Linked DNA regions of Mus musculus: region 2 is linked to region 1. The links are chromatin contacts, found by POLR2A ChIA-PET in ENCODE. All regions are on one chromosome and are shown on one strand. The core of a region is the stretch at or near the end of the contact, and the rest is flanking DNA. Distances in the headings are between cores, read along the strand shown.

The links. ChIA-PET counts read pairs that join two places held with the same protein, here RNA polymerase II (POLR2A).
Region 2: POLR2A ChIA-PET joins it to region 1 with 20 read pairs in embryonic stem cell. The contact joins the promoter of Cep72 here to the promoter of Brd9 in region 1. POLR2A ChIA-PET finds 5 or more read pairs at or near these places in 4 of 5 experiments (Patski and embryonic stem cell).

What each region holds. Positions count from the first base shown.
Region 1 is chr13:73,936,430-73,939,462 of GRCm38, reverse strand. Brd9 (bromodomain containing 9) reads right to left here and starts at 1,635. Exons shown (of 16, transcript NM_001378947.1): 1 at 1,518-1,635; 2 at 815-1,029; 3 at 466-598. The coding sequence starts at 1,569. It overlaps Trip13 (thyroid hormone receptor interactor 13), which reads left to right and starts at 1,696. Exons shown (of 13, transcript NM_027182.2): 1 at 1,696-1,973. The coding sequence starts at 1,882.
Region 2 is chr13:74,060,796-74,063,837 of GRCm38, reverse strand. Cep72 (centrosomal protein 72) reads left to right here and starts at 1,553. Exons shown (of 12, transcript NM_028959.3): 1 at 1,553-1,654. The coding sequence starts at 1,576.

The sequences.
Region 1 (3,033 bases), core at 386-2,885:
ACACTCAGGAGCCAGAGGCAGGCAGATCTCTGAGTTCAAGGACAGCTCATCTACAGAGTAAGGTCCAGGACAGAGAGGGCTACAGTAAAAAGCCCTGTTTCGCTGGGCGTGGTGGCACACGCCTTTAATCAAAGCACTCGGCAGGCAGATGCAGGAGGATTTCTGAATTCAAGGTCAGCCTGGTCTACAGAGTGAGTACTATACAGTCAGGGCTATACAGAGAAACCCTGTCTCGAAAAACCAGAACAAAAAACCAGAAAAACAAACAAAACAAAACAACTAACCAACCAAATAAAAATATAGTAGGTTTTGTAGGACACATATGGTTGGTCTCTGGCATCCATGTGTCTGTTTTACCAGTCTTCAAGAGAATTTACTCATTTTTAGCTTGTGAAATGTCCCCAACAACTAGATAACCACGCTATAGACAAGGTAGGAAACTCATGTTTGGGGACAGGGTCTTGCCTGGCTGTGTTCGGCAGGCTCTCACTGGTCGGTCTGGGGGTGGCTCCACCTCCACCTTCTTTCCAGGGTCGAAAGCATCAGCCTCCCCCTCTGAGTCGCAGTGTTCCTTCTCCCGTTTCCGTTTCTTCTCTTCCTGTAAGTATGGAAGAATAGAGGGCACAGAACAGCCAGAACCCTTTTAGACTGGTAATGCAGGCTCCGCACACGTCTGCGCATTCCCCAGACTGGGAAGAAGAGCCACTCCTGACACCTGACAGGCATCACCTGAAGATGCCCTGGAAGCCCAGAACTGCAGCAACGGTATAGCCAGGCGTGATTAGGGACCCATCTTAGGCCATTGAACCTTTACCTTCCGCTTCCTCCTCTCCTCCTCATCGAGGTGCTTCTCCTTCTCTGACTTTTTCTTCTTCTTTTTCTTCTTTTCTCTGTGTCTCTCCCGTTCGTGGTCTGAGCGATCGTCGTAGTAGCTGGAGTCGTGGCCAGATCCTGAGAGCTCTGTCACTTCACTTCCTCCCACCTTGAGCACCAGCTTCAGAGGCTTCTCCAGTGGCGTGTCTGTATAATCTGCACACAGACCGTACGTAGGTCAAGCTTGCAAAATACTGAGTAGAAATACTGCACCCCTGTGGGTGTGAATCTAGACAGCAAGGAGTTGTCAAAACCACAGACTATGTAATCTCAAACTGACAGATTGGTGTTCAATCCTCTCTTTCAAACCACAAAATCACCACTGAGGATATTCCGAGGGTACAACAACCCGACCTGAGACCCAGGACCCCAATTCCTTCACGGAAGCCCTCTTTTTGCTGCGGGTCTTCCTGGTGTCAGAGAGGAGGTACATAGTGGCTACAGGACCCAAAAAAGAAGCCTATAGCCTCTTCGCAGCAGATTCCCTTTTTCAGCTCTAACCCCGCCCCTCCTACGATTGTCCACTACCTGGCTCTAAGCTCCTCCTTCTCACGGGACCCCGCCCAGCACAGACCACGCCCTTCCCCTGGAACGCCTTCCCCTGCCCGTATCGGCAACCTAGACCCCGCCCGTGGGATCCGCACCTTCGTAGGACGAGCGCCATTCCGCCTTGTGCTTCTTGTGCTTTTTGCCCATGGCTGAGATAGCACGGGATCCGGTGAGAAGCGGCTGCCGGTAGCTCGACCTGCGCCAGTCGGAAGTAGCGCCTTCGCCACCGCCAAGTGCTTCCGGGTCAGGGTGGGGCGGTGCGCAGCGCGCGGCAGATTCGAAGCTCGGTGGGGCGGGGCGGGTTGCAAAGCGCCGAGCGGCTCGGGCGGCGGAAGTGGATTTGGCCGGCCCTTAGCCAAGGTGGATCCTCCTACATCGGAGAAGGCTGTCGCACAGGGCGCAGGGAGGCGACCGCGGCCTCACTCCGGCGGCATTCCCTCGGCTCCCGGCGGCGGCGCCATGGACGAGGCGGTGGGCGACCTGAAGCAAGCGCTTCCCTGTGTTGCCGAATCGCCCGCGGTCCATGTGGAGGTTCTGCAGCGCAGCGGAAGGTGAGCGTATATACGGAGTCCGACCACGCGGGGCGCGACCTGATCCGACCCCACCACGCGTGACTCCGAGTGGCACGACCTTACCCCAACTCTTAGGATTCCACCCCACAGCGTCCCACCCCTCAGTACGGCCCCACTTCGCACGACCTGAACAGCCTGACATGAACCCACCTAGTATGACCCAGCACACCTCCACCCCACTTCAGTTGACCCTAACAGCATGATCCGACTTTGCCCTCCATCCCACCACACATTACTCTTGAGTTTCACCTCTCACATTGCCGCATATCCCATCCAGACCCTACCACCATCCCAGACTATCTGGCAGGACCCCACAGCTCTCAACTGACTGGCCTATGGAGCACAGCCTAACGATGAGCTCCATGTAATAGGACCTGCTAAGCGACAGAAGTGATCTCCAGTCAATTAGGGGTGCAAGGAAGTGCAGTGTCAGTAGAGCAAGTATTTAATTTGCAAAGCCAGAATCCAGTGGCAAATTTCCTGTTACAAAGATTATGTACGTACTCCAGGTTAGACCCTACAGCTATGCATTTTCAGGTTTTCCTTAAAAGGGCTGCTAACATGGATTGAATGCTCATAATGTTTCAGGCTTGTCTCAAACACTGAATTTTTATTAATTTTCATAGTAGTGTGTGAAGAACTAGTGGCACCTCCTTTTTCTAATTAGCCTGAGGGTGGCTGATGGTATGACTGCAGGCCTGGGACCCTACAGTTGATCCTAAGACAGTACACTGCCAAGCCCCATCTTGACTAATGACTTTCTTGTATATGTCTGAGGTCTGAGGGAGGGAAGGTGTGTGTCTGTGTGTGTGTGTGTGTGTGTGTGTGTGTGTGTGTGTGTGTGTCTGAGTGTCTGTGTTTGAAACAAGTTCTTCTGTCTCAGCTTGCATGCTGAAATTACAGCCAGACCTAGCTATACTTTAGTGGGGTTTTTTTTGTTTTTTTGTTTGTTTTTGTCGTTTTTGTTTGTTTGTTTTTTGGTTTTTTTTTTTTTTTCTTGGTTTTTCGGAACAGGGTTTTTCTGTGTAGCCCTGGCTGA
Region 2 (3,042 bases), core at 304-2,803, 120 kb before region 1:
TATATATTTTGTGCCCACATGTTTAGAGATTCAGGCTGGAGAGTGAAAGCCTCCATGGAAGATCCTAGAAAACCACAAGGGGTATCAGGTAGAAAGAGCCAGAGAGGCCTCCTCTGCTCCCACCAATGTCCAGCTGGCCTAGGTTGTGGGTCTTAAGCAGCACATGTTTTGGCATGTCCTACAGAGAGAGCATACAAAAAGAAGCACAAGCCTTATACATGGCAACAGTGGCTCTTCTTACCCCATCTCAGACAGCTGATGAATGCCAAGGTTGGGAGCAGCATGGGGGGGGGGTGTGTATGTGAGATCAACAGAATGTTCTGGGTAGGACTGCCTGCCAACTCTCCAGGTAGTAGGGAAGACCAGGCTGTGGGACTCCAGCTAAGGAAGGTTCCTGCTAACCTCCAGGTCTAGTTGGGAAAGCTTTATGAACTATGAGGCAGAAGGGATTGTTCCTGATGTGACCCAGCCTGGCTCATCATCTCTATCTCCGAGTCACAACACTGTTCCTTGCTCTGTGTCTTCACCAGCACCAAATCAAGTTCAAGTGCTGCTGGCTCACTCCTAAACACCTCAAATGGAACTTAAGGACATAAAACAGCTTAAATGCATGTAGGTTTGGCCACAGTCTAATGTTACCACGGCAGATGGTATTTAATAAACCACCGGAAAGAGTACTTGGTAGTAATTAATCATTAGCATAACCTTTTACTGAGGCTTGTAAGAAATCATAGGCTTGTAGGAATCTTTGCAGGGTGCAAAGCTAATCCTTGTCCCTCTTTCTTCAGTGAAGATGTAAAACGTTAGTAAACAGAAACGTTACTTCCCAAGTTTCTACTGGCACTTTCATTGCAGTAGAAAAGCTGGTCTTGGGTCTGTCCCTGACAGACCATCCGTCTCCCCAAGGTCCCACTTGGACTCTGATCTTGGTCAGAGAAAATAGAATAAGAGAGGGTGATTGAAATCTGTGTTGTGTCCTGAGGCGCCACATGTCTTAGATGGCAAGCATACAAGCCTTAATTTGCTTCTGAAAAGCTTAGTTATCTCTCCAATGCCTGGAAGTTATTAGTAGACCCCAGGTTTGATGAAAGGACTTTCAATGTGTCTTAGTTAGGAGAAATTTTTTTTTTTTTTTTTTTTTTTTTTTGCACACAGCCTGTCTCTCCAGCCACATGATGAGAACTTTTGGAAGTGCGTGGGGGTTGGCGGGGGGGGGGGGGGGGAGCATCTCAGGGGCTGGGACAGGAAGAAACCTTAGGAGAGAAGGCTCCTGGAGGGAGTAGGAAATGAATGGAAGTGGGAGTAGGTGCGAATGCCCCGGGCACTAACAGCTGTTTCCACAAACCGCACTGAACGCAATGGGGTTGTCCTGGGGAGGAGCCAGAGCAGGGTGAGGTTGCACTCAGAGCTCAGCGGATTAGGATGGCTTGGGTGAACCTGTCCCAAAGAAAGTTTTAAACACAGCCGAAGCTCCGCCCACCCTCCTGGGCCCGCCCCTTGCAGGCTTGGTCCCGCCCGCCCGTTCCAGATCACGTCACAGCGCAGGCGCCGCGCGCCAGCGTCCGGTTTGAAAACATGGCGCCAGGCCAGCGGTTGGTTTTGTGTGAAGAGACTGTACGAGAGCGCAGCGGCCTGGGTCCCCACCGCGACCTGGGTGCGTGGGGGACAGACTGGGTTGGCCTGCCGGGCCTGATAGCTCTGCCTCCGTGCGAATGGCACTTGACCACAAACGGTCTCGGCCCGTGGGGCAAGGAGGCGGGGCCGGCTGGGCGGGTTTGTGGGGAAGGGCGTGGCTAAGGTCCTGGAGAGCCGGTGGACGCGGCCTGGGTTTTCTGTGGGACCGCGGTCAGGCTGAGCCCCCCGCTTCTTTTTTGCAGCAGCTTTCATCTGTCTTCCTGGGTTCCTACATGGCATTTCGCTTATGAAGATGCAGGTCTCTTTTTATATGGTTTGGACATCAAGGCCCCATTACGTTTTGAGCAAGAGATCGTGCGGAATTTGTGTTGTGATTTTTTTTTTTTCCTTTTTAACTTTTTTCCCCTGGACTTTGACAGGGAAACCACGCAGGCCTAGAATTTTCCATTGTTGAAGATTTTCGATTACCATTTTTTAAATTCGATTACGATTTTTAAACTTATAGTGGTTTCACCTAGAGTGCATTTTCGTTATCTAAATCGTTTTTTCTTGATTGTCAACCATATCTACATAGAACTGACTACAGCATTCTCTTACTATTTTATTAATGCTTGTGGGGCCTGTAGGGATATTCCCCATTTTCATAAATGGTACTTAATCTGGCTCTATCTTTCAGTCATGTTGGAGATATACGGTTTTTGGTCATGCCAAAGACACCACTTTTGGGTTGGTTGATTTGTCTTCACTGTTTTTAAATTTTACCTTTTTCTCTGTGCTTGCTTTGCATTTATTTTCCTCTTTAGATTCTAGAAGTGAAACGTGTGGATTAAAGCTTGTTTTATAATTTAAATCTCTTAATCTGTACATTTCTCTTTACGTATCACATAGCTGCACACACTAACACATTTGTTAGTGTTTATATTTCTACTGTGTGTTAAGGTACTGGAGATAGAACATAGGGCTTTGCATATGCTAAGCAAATGCCCTGTCATGGGACTTCACCCCAAACGTTTTTTTAATTTTTCAAGTGTGTTATTAAGCCAAGATGACCTTGATCTCCATTTTTAACGGAACCTGGCCTTGGAATTTTAGTCCGACACTCAAGTGGCTAGGATTGCAGGCAGTTGCCACCATGACTGGTTCTAATTTTCATTGATTTTAATATGCTTTTCAAATATCCCTTTAGGTATCTTCTTAGACCTCCAAATTATTTAGTGATTGCTCACATTTTTATTCTTTAGGGATGTCTTTTTAACGAATTATGTGTCGGGAGGTTTTCTTGTTTTTTTGTGTGTAATTCTATTATTGTCAGAGAACATACTGTGTATGATTTTGGTTCGCTTAAGTCTGCAGAGATTGTTTAATGCCCAAGAATCTGGTTTCTCTTGGAGAGTGTTCCAAGTACAT